Linked DNA regions of Homo sapiens: region 1 is linked to region 2. The links are chromatin loops, found by intact Hi-C in ENCODE. Cell type or tissue: CD14-positive monocyte. All regions are shown on one strand. Region 1 has its middle 5.1 kb from the start of MRPS17. Region 2 overlaps ZNF713 (zinc finger protein 713).

What was found. Hi-C counts contacts between places; a loop is a spot of excess contacts. Peaks named below come from ENCODE experiments on the same cell type or tissue, not always from the same donor. Only the 100,000 strongest peaks of a DNase experiment are listed, where the experiment ranks them.
Region 1: it touches region 2 in a loop (4-fold over the local background); 38 of 110 quality-filtered maps call a loop at or near these places.

Annotation. Positions count from the first base shown.
Region 1 is chr7:55,944,249-55,949,248 of GRCh38, forward strand. No RefSeq gene overlaps it. Among named protein-coding and RNA genes, the nearest start is that of MRPS17, 5.1 kb to the right of the region's middle. In CD14-positive monocyte, no CTCF peak of the experiment used is centred here; a DNase peak (open chromatin) is centred at 2,483.
Region 2 is chr7:55,889,753-55,894,752 of GRCh38, forward strand. All of the region lies in intron 1 of ZNF713 (zinc finger protein 713), which reads left to right. Among named protein-coding and RNA genes, the nearest start is that of ZNF713, 4.8 kb to the left of the region's middle. In CD14-positive monocyte, no CTCF peak of the experiment used is centred here; no DNase peak of the experiment used is centred here.

The DNA.
Region 1 (5,000 bases), 54 kb after region 2:
TCAGTCTCCCGAGTATCTGGGATTACAGGTGCGCGCCACCACGCCTGGCTAATTTTTGTATTTATAATAGAGACAGTGTTTCACTCTATTGGTCAGGCTGGTCTCGAACACCTAACCTCAGGTGATCCACCCGCCTCAGCCTCCCAAAGAGTTGAGATTACAGGTGTGAGCCACCGTGCCCGGCCCCACATTTGATGTTTTAAAGCATTCAAAATGTAAACGGTCATAAACCAGGAATAGCTGCAAGCATAGGGACACTTCAGTTTCTTGGTTTTCAGGTTTCCTCTGTCTTCTCAGGCATGGCTGAAGAAAACATAAGGTTAAGGTAGGAGTGCAGCCCACTTGCTTTCTCATCTTTCTTCTAACTTGAGCCTGGCTCAAGACTTCCCTGATTTATTCTCCCCGAGAAAGGACTAGATTTTGTAGGCCCTGAGTCAAAGCTGAAATGATTTAAGGACTTTAAAAAACAAAAACAATAAAACCCCCCCAAAAAAACTCATTTCATTGTAGAAATTAAACTTTTCAAAAGCATTTTTGTCCCATGCAACAGTAGGTATGAAATAGTTAATAAAACCTTGAGTTACTGTAATCAGGGAGGATTTCTAATAGTATTTTGTCCAAACGTGTGCAGTGGCGATGCATTTTCAGGGCAAATCAATTCTGGAAGCATCCTCACCCAAAAAAAGCCACATTTAACATTCATTTGCCATAATGAGGCAGGATATAGGGCACTCAGATTTCAGGAGGGGAGAGAGTGAGCGAAGGTGACGTCTCAGCAGAGGTATGTACTTTTTTGTTTGTTTGTTTTTTGAGACGGAGTCTCGCACTGTTGCCTGAGCTGGAATGCAATGGCACTATCTTGGCTCATTGCAATCTCCGCCTCCTGGGTTCAAGCTATTCCCCTGCCTCAGCCTCCTGATTAGCTGGGATTACAGGCGCCTGTCACCACGCCCGGCTAATTTTTTGTATTTTTAGTAGAGGGGGGGGTTTCACTATGTTGGCCAGGCTGGTCTCAAACTCCTGACCTCGTGATCTGCCTGCCCTCGGCTTCCCAAAGTGCTGGGATTATAGGCGTGAGCCACCGCACCCAGCCAAGTATGTACTTTTTAAAAGTAATGGTTAATTACACTTGGTAAAATCTTTGATCAAAGCTTAATTTTGTGGCTGGGCGCAGTGGCTCATGCCTGTAATCCCAGCACTTTGGGAGGCTGAGGCGGGCAGATCATGAGGTGAGGAGTTCGAGACCAGCCTTGCCAATATGGTGAAACTCCGTCTCTACTAAAAATACAAAAATTAGCCGGGCATGGTGGTGCGCACCTGTAGTCCCAGCTACTCGGGAGGCTGAGGCAGAAGAACTGCTTGAACCCAGGAGGCAGAGGTTGCAGTGAGCCGAGATTGTGCCACTGCACTCCAGCTTGGGTGACAGAGTGAGACTCCGTCTCAAAAAAAAAAAAAAAAAAAAAAAAGCTTACTTTTGCAACCAGGAAAAAAAAAGTATTTTGCAAAGAGTTCTAAAGGCTCCAGCACAAGGCAGTGTATCTGTATCACAGCACAGGTGAAAAACAAGAACAAGATGGAATTCTCAGAAGAGGATGAGCAGAACTTGGACATCCCAGAAAAAAGGTGTCTGGACTGAACCCGACCACAGTTGGCCAAGGACTTTCACCAATTCTTCATACATAGGAATGGTACATTAGAATCCTATTATATATTCCTTAGGGTCACAGATGATTCTGTTTATGTTAATTGTACAGTAAAATTGGTGCGGATTCATTCTCATGTTGTCCTTTGTTCTCTTCAAAATGTTCCAAGTTAAGGAGTGAAGCCTAAATATGTTCATTACATCAAAATACTGGTACCCCCAGTGTACGGGAGCCAGAGGTGTACACATTCCAGTACTTATTTGTTATGACTTGTTTCTATCTAGGAGAGCAATATATTACCCTTTCACTGTATCAGTTTCTTTGGTCCATCCAACCAGGTGTTGTTGTCCTTCTATAAGAAGAAATACTTAAGCTACACATAGTAGTAGATGACTTATTATTCAGGGTTTCTCTGACTGAAATGTCACTATAACATCAGTCATTTGACTCCTAATCCAGTAGATATAAACAGTGCCTGGAACAGTCTATTATAACACTCTGAAAACATTTGGTAAATATATGAATTTTAATAAAAGGAAAGATTGCTGCTCAACACCAAAATCTGTGTGACTATTTCTCATAACCTCAAAGTATTAGTAAACAATCGTCCTGTTCATTGGTTCTTTTATGTCCAAAGAGCTTGTTAGCATGGAGAAAAATACTGATATGATTTGGCTTTGTGTCCCCACCCAAATATCATCTCAAATTGTAATCCCCATGTGTCAAGGGAGAAACCTAATGGGAAGTGATTGAATCATTGGGGCATTTCCCCCATGCTGTTCTTGTGATAGTGAGTGAGTTCTCTTGAGATCTGATGGTTTTATAAGGGACTTCCGCTTCGCTCACTCACACTCTGTCTTGCCTGCCGCCATGTAAGACATGCCTGCTTCCCCTTTTGCCATGATTGTAAGTTTCCCGAGGCCTCCCCAGCCGTGTGTAACTGTGAGTCAAACCTCTTTCCTTTATAAATTACTCAATCTTGGGTATTTATAGCAGTGAGAAAACAGACTAATACAAATACTCATTAGAATTTGTATTTTGATTAATGTTCAGTGTATTTTTTTTTTAGACGGAGTCTCACTCTGTCGCCCAGGCTGGAGTGCAGTGGCACGATCTCGGCTCACTGCAACTTCTACCTCCCAGGTTCAAGCAATTCTCTTGCCTCAGCCTCCTGAGTAGCTGGGACTACAGGCACCCACCACCACGCCTGGCTAATTTTTTGTATTTTTAATAGAGACAGGGTTTCACCATGTTAGCCAGGATGGTCTCGATCTCCTGACCTTGGGATCCGCCCATCTCAGCCTCCCAAAGTGCTGGGATTACAGGCATGAGGTACGACACCTAACTCTGTGTATTTATTTAAGAAAACAATTGATGTTCTTTAAACAGTCAGCATTCCTCTACTTATTTGGACATTTGCAACTAATAAATAAAAAATTAAGAATTTCTAAAATTAGATATGCCTACTCTTTTAAACATTAACTTCAGATGTAAACAGATCTTAATGTTTCATTATATCCAAACCTAAACTGTCAGATTCTATTAAATGCTTTAAACACTTCAAGAAACAGAAAAGATACACCCAGATGTCACAATCATTATACCAAAACCAGTTGAAAAATGTTAACTGCGTGGATTTAATTTTTTTCTTATCCTTATTTGAACACTTTTCCAATTGGAACAGGGTTCCAATTTTCCATATGTTTCTAGGTTTATGTTTTTTTTTTTTGACAGAGTCTCACTCTGTCACCCAGGCTGGAGTGCAATGGCACAATCTCAGCTCACTGCAACCTCTACCTCCCAGGTTCAAGCAATTCTCTTGCCTCAGCCTCCCAAGGAGCTGGGATTACAGGTGCCCACTACCACGCCCAGCTACTTTTGTGTATTTTTAGTAGAGACGGGGTTTCGCCATATTGGCCAGGCTGGTCTCGAACTCCGACCTCAGGTGATCCACCTGCCTTGGCCTCCCAAAGTGCTGGGATTTCAGGCCTGAGCCACACTGCACCCGACCTTTTTTTTTTTTTTTTTTTTTTGAGACAGAGTCTTGCTCTGTTGTCCAGGCTGGAGTGCAGTGGCATGATCTCAGCTCACTGCAATCTCCGTCTCCTGGGTTCAAGCAATTCTTCTGCTTCAGTCTCCCTAGTAGCTGGGATTACAGGCATGCACCACCACGCCCGGCTATTTTTTTTTTTTTTTTGTATTTTTAAGAGAGATGAGGTTTCACCATATTGGCCAGGCTGGTCTCCAACTCCCGACCTTGTGATCCGCCTGCCAATCTTACCAGACCCAAAATAATAATACTGTCTCAAACTAAATTGTAGCATATGCATTAGCAATGCCTCATCCTTGGTCACGTCATCCATAAGACCTTGCATCAATGAAATAACTCTTATTTGGTCTTTTATAACAAAATATCACTTGTAGTGTTGTGGGACATTTTAAGACCTTTTGTATAAACTTTAAATTTTTGAGACTTGAACTTTCCCAAAAGTATCTAGCCATTGTCTGGTCATTTTTTTGACAGGACATAATGATCTTTTTAGCTAGCATTATTCCAAAGCCTTTATATTCCTTATTTGTATAATCAAAAGGCCATCCAGCTCCTTCTTCGTGAAGAGTGCAGTTTTTGTAGTCAGCTTTTCATTGTAGAACATTTGGCTGCTTAATCATTTTGAAACACACTGTTGAATCCTGCTTCTCCTTGGTTATTATTGTATGTAATCATTAGAGCCAATTAACTGTTAGACCGTCTTTCTACTTTGTTGAAGTAACTATTTTAACTGTTAGACCATCTTTCTACTTTGTTGAAGTAACTTTTTCCAAGATTACTTGGCTTGCCTAGCACCCCAATGTTTATTATTTCTTGATTAAACAGGAACAAATCTATATACACATACATATATATGTGTGTGTGTACATATGCTCGTACCTAGTAAGAAAAAAATATATATTTTTAGGTCAATAATGAATAAGGCTGGGTGCAGTGGCTCACGCCTGTAATCCCAGCACTTTGGGAGGTCAGGGCAGGTGGATCATTTGAGGTCGGGAGTTCAAGAGCAGCCTGGCCAACAAGATGAAACCCTGTCTCTACTAACAATACAAAAATTAGCCGGGTATGGTGACGAGTGCCTGTGATCCCAGCTACTCGGGAGGCTGAGGGAGGAGAATCACCTGAACCCAGGATGCAGAGGTTGCAGTGAGCGAAGATCACCCCACTGCACTCCAGCCTCAGTGACAGAGTGAGACTCTGTCTCAAAAAAAAAAAAAAAAGACTATTGTACATTCACATAGTAAAGTTCTGTGCAACTGAAAAGAAAGATCAGCATGTTCAGTACACTCCAGAAGCTGATTTGGAGC
Region 2 (5,000 bases):
GAGGACTATATAAATCTTATGAGTTATAGTTCTTGTAACACGTTGGTGTCATTTTCAACTGATTGGAAATGTCAGCTGTGAAGACCATGCTTTTAATTTTACCTTAGAGTATGCATCTTTGGTGACTGTCATAGCCTGCTCAGTCTGCTGTACAATACTGCAGACTGAGTGCAAACAACAGAAATGTGGTATCTCACAGTTCTAGAGGTGGGAAGTTCAAAATCAAAGTGCCTGCCCTGTTGGTTTCCAGTGAACCTCTCTTCCTGGCTTGCAGAAGGGACTGGCATCTCTCTGTGTCCTCTTCTGCTGGCCTTTGCACTGGGTGCATGCATTCCTGTGCCTCTTCTTCTTATGAGGACACTACTGCTATTGGATTAAGACCCCACCTTTATGACCTCATTTAACTTTAATTACAGGCCCGGCGCAGTGGCTCATGCCTGTAATCCCAGCACTTTGGAAGGCCGAGGCAGGTGGATCACCTGAGGTCAGGAGTTCAAGACCAACTTGGCCAACATGGTGAAACCCCATCTCTAGTAAAAATACAAAAATTAGCCGGGTGTGGTGGTGGGTGCCTGTAATCCCAGCAACTTGGGAAGCTGAGGCAGGAGAATTGCTTGAACCCGGGAGGCAGAGGTTTCAGTGAGCCGAGATCACGCCATTGCACTCCAGTCTGGGCAAGAGAGCGAGACTCTGTCTCCAAAAAAAAAAAAAAAAAATGACAACCTTTAAGGCCCTATTTCCAAATAAAGTCACATTGCGGGTTAGGACTTCAACATACTAATTTGTGGGTGTGGAATATAATTTAGTCCATAACAGTTACAACATCAAAATGAGTTGAAAATTCTAATCTGCTGTAAGATTAAAACTGCCTCAATTAAATCATTATTACAAGAAAAAATGTATCCCTTAAGAGAATTCTAAATAAAGATATAAGAAGAATTATCCTGGTATCACAGATACACAGGAGAATCAAATATTAAGGAGAGGCTGGACGTGGTGGCTTATGCCTGTAATCCCAGCACTTTGGGAGGCCGAGGTGGATGGATCATCTGAGGTCAGGAGTTTGAGACCAGCCTGGGCAACATGGTGAAACCCCATCTCCTAAAAATACAAATATTAGCTGGGCGTGGTGGCACGTGCCTGAGGTAGGAGAATTGTGCTTGAACCCAGGAGGTGGAGGTTGCAGTGAGCCTGGATTGTGCCACGGCACTCTAGCCTGGACGACAGAGTGAGACTCTGTCTCAAAAAAAAAAAAAAGAAAAAAAAATTAAGGAGTGTGCCTACTCCCACACATGCTTGGAACAATTCCTAGCATAGATTAAGGTTTTAAACTATTAAGTTTTGAATGAACACTAAATGAAAAAGTTACTATTTGATTAGTTCATCAGCAAATAAATGTGGACAATTAGAAGTTTATATACAGGAACTAAGAAATAATTCAGTTTCAACATTCTAATATAAATATGAACGAAATTAAAGCTCAGTCTAAATACCTTTCCAAAGTCACATGGTTATTTAATAGAAGAATTGTGTCTCCATTTACGCCTGCAAAATGTAATTTTTATTTCACCCACACTAGTTCATGATATATAATGGTTTGCAGGAACAAAAGTATAATGTGACTTGCAAGGCAAAGTATGAAAATAGAAATCAGGAGAGAAAAGATTAAGAGAAATGATGTCCACTTATTTAATAGAAAAAAAATTAAATCATAGAAATTGTGTCTAGACCAGCCTGGGAAACATGGTGAGACCTGGTCGCTAATAACAACAACAACAACAACAACAACAAAAAGCCACACGTGGTGGTGCGCACCTGTGGTCCCAGCTACTGGGAAGGCTGAGGAAGGAGGAGCTCTTGAGCCCAGGCGTTTGAGGCTGCAGTGTGCCATGATGGTGCCACTGCACTGCAGCCTGGGTGATAAAGTGAGATCCTGTCTCAAAACAAAAACATAAATAAACAGAAACACATCTGAGTATATAAACGCCTGCAAAATGTAATTTTTATTTCACCCACACTAGTTCATGATATATAATGGTTTGCAGGAACAAAAGTATAATGTGACTTGCAAGGCAAAGTATGAAAATAGAAATCAGGAGAGAAAAAAGATTAAGAGAAATGATGTCCACTTATTTAATAGAAAAAAATTAAATCATAGAAAAAAAGTAAATCTCAACTAAGATAGACTGTCATCTATGAATCTAAAGTGGGAAGTAGTAAACCCTTGTTTATAAAAATCACAAGTGGCTGGGTGCAATGGCTTATGCCTGTAATCCCAGCACTTTGAGAGGCCTAGGCAGGCGGATCACGAGGTCAGGAGATCGAGACCATCCTGGCTAACACAGTGAAACCCCGTCTCTACTAAAACTACAAAAAAATTAGCTGGGCCTGGTGGCGGGCGCCTGTAGTCCCAGCTACAGGAGGCTGAGGCTGGAGAATGGCGTGAACCCGGGAGGCGGAGTTTGCAGTGAGCCGAGATCGCGCCGCTGCACTCCAGCCTGGGCGACAGAGTGAGACTCCATCTCAAAAAAAAAAAAAAAAAAAAAAAAAAACCCCAGGAACAACGTGTGAGAGATTTGTGTTCGTGCCATACAGAACCAGGGAAGCTCACTCAAGCTTGGTGTTCAGGGTTTTAATTGGGGACTGGTGTAGGGGTGATCCCTTTTCTCCCTATCATAAGGGTCATGACAGAAAACCCTATAACAAAACACAGGTTAACAAGAGAAAAGCATAACAAGTTTATTTGGTAATAGTTTTATAACTTCCCCTTTGCCCTCTGAAGGTTTGCTGAAAAGCACTGACCAAAAAAAAAAAAAAAAAAAAAAACAAAGCAGAATAGGCTGGGCGCGGTGGCTCACGCCTGTAATCCCAGCACTTTAGGAGACCAAGGCGATTGGATCACATGAGGTCGGGAGTTTGAGACCAGCCTGACCAACATAGAGAAACCCCGTCTCTACTGAAGATACAAAATTAGCCGGGCGTGGTGGCGGAAGCCTATAATCCCAGCTACTCGGGAGGCTGAAGCAGGAGAATTACTTGAACCTGGGAGGTGAGGTTGCAGTGAACCGAGATCATGCCATTGCACTCCATTCTGGGCAACAAGAGTGAAATTGTTTGGGAAAAAAAAAAAAAAAAAGGCGGAGTAATAGGAGACAAGGCATACAAATTTACCCAGGCTGGAGTGCAGTGGTGTGATCTCTGCTCACTGCAAGCTCCGTCTCCCGGGTTCACGCCATTCTCTTGCCTCAGCCTCCCGAGTAGCTGGGACTACAGGCGGCCGCCACCACGCCCGGCTAATTTTTTTGTAGTTTTAGTAGAGACGGGGTTTCACCGTGTTAGCCAGGATGGTCTTGATCTCCTGACTTCATGATCTGCCCGCCTCAGCCTCCCAAAGTGCTGGGATTACAGGCGTGAGCTACCGCGCCCGGACTAATTTGATCATAGTTTTATGTGACATGGGAGCCTTCAGACTGAAGACCCAAAGATACAGGGAAACATAAACATAAACATACAGTTTATGCTTAGGAATGGACATCCATGTATAAATATGATTGGACAAAAAGAGTATGATCTCATGCTATAGATTGAATGGGGAAATGCAGCCAGGCCTGGGTGTTCAGATTCTCCTTGTTCTCTTTGGGAAGTATTCCTTCCTACCCAGTGTGGGGTAAGACCACTCTAGAATGAGGATCTTATGACCTACAATGAAACAAGGTAGGTCATATAATGTATTTATGGCCAGTTATTATACAGAAGGCAGGGAATTAGGGTAATATTTTTAGGTTTTATGACTGGCTTTGGAGAAAAAGCATTCCTGTTTTTTGTTGTTTTGTTTTTGTTTGTTTTGAGACTGAGTTTTGCTGGTTGCCAAGGCTGGAGTACAGTGTCGCGATCTTGGCTCACTGCAACCTCCGCCTCCCGGGTTCAAGCCATTCTTGTGCCTCAGCCTCCCGAGTAGCTGGGATTACAGGCACCCGCCACCACACCAGGCTAATTTTTATATTTTTAGTAGAGACAGCATTTCACTATGTTGGCCAGGCTGGTCTCAAACTCCTGACCTCAAATGATCCGTCCACCTTGGCTTCCCAAATTGCTGGGATTACAGGCATGAGCCACCACACCTGGCCAAGGGTTGTTGTTTCTATGACCTGCCTTGGGGAAGGGGTATTTTAGTTTCTAAGCCTACTCTAAGGGGAGAATGAGGGGTGAGAGAAAGGAGGGCAGGAGAAGGCCAGAGAGAAACTTGTGCTTTTGAGGCCTTTAATTTGCAGTATCATTTTCTGAGCCCCAACACCAGTCATGTGGGCTTGGCTTGACCACCCTTGTGGCTGACCTTCACTCTCCAGCCCTTTCAGAGGAGGAGCTACCACATGGCCTGCAGTTCTCAACATAACAGGGTCCCTTTATTAGCATTAACATCTGAACATGTCCCATGGCCTCAGGCAAACAAAGACACTCTTAACTGGCAGGATATTCCAGGGGTTTAGAGGTTGTCTCCCAAGGAGGCAGGCCAGGGTACCTTTCCTTGAAATGTTCAGGGTTTGGATCATCCAGTTCTGCTGAGTTAATCCCTTTACTTTATACTACCTTCTGTCTAAAGACCTCTTGCAAATCAAGAAATCACTATTGTCAAGAAAAACACAATAGTGGAAAAATGGACAGATGACACGAAAGGGTAATTTATTTAAAAAATAAAGCTAAAATATAAATACTTCTGTCCCATATATCTAAGAAGTGCATGTTAAAGCAATGATTAAATATGTTTATGTATTTCAAAAGAACAAAGCCTGACATTGGTTAATGGTCTCATGTATTGGTGATGAATATATAAATTGATACAACCTTCCTGGACAGTGTTTTGCCTTTTCTTTGACCCTGCAATTACACTTTTCCTAAGGAACTAATCAGGCAAAATCATTCAAAAACTGTATGTCTAACAGTGTTTGCTGTTGTCTATAAAAGCAAGCAAGCAAGAAAGAAAACAACCTAAAGGTCTATTA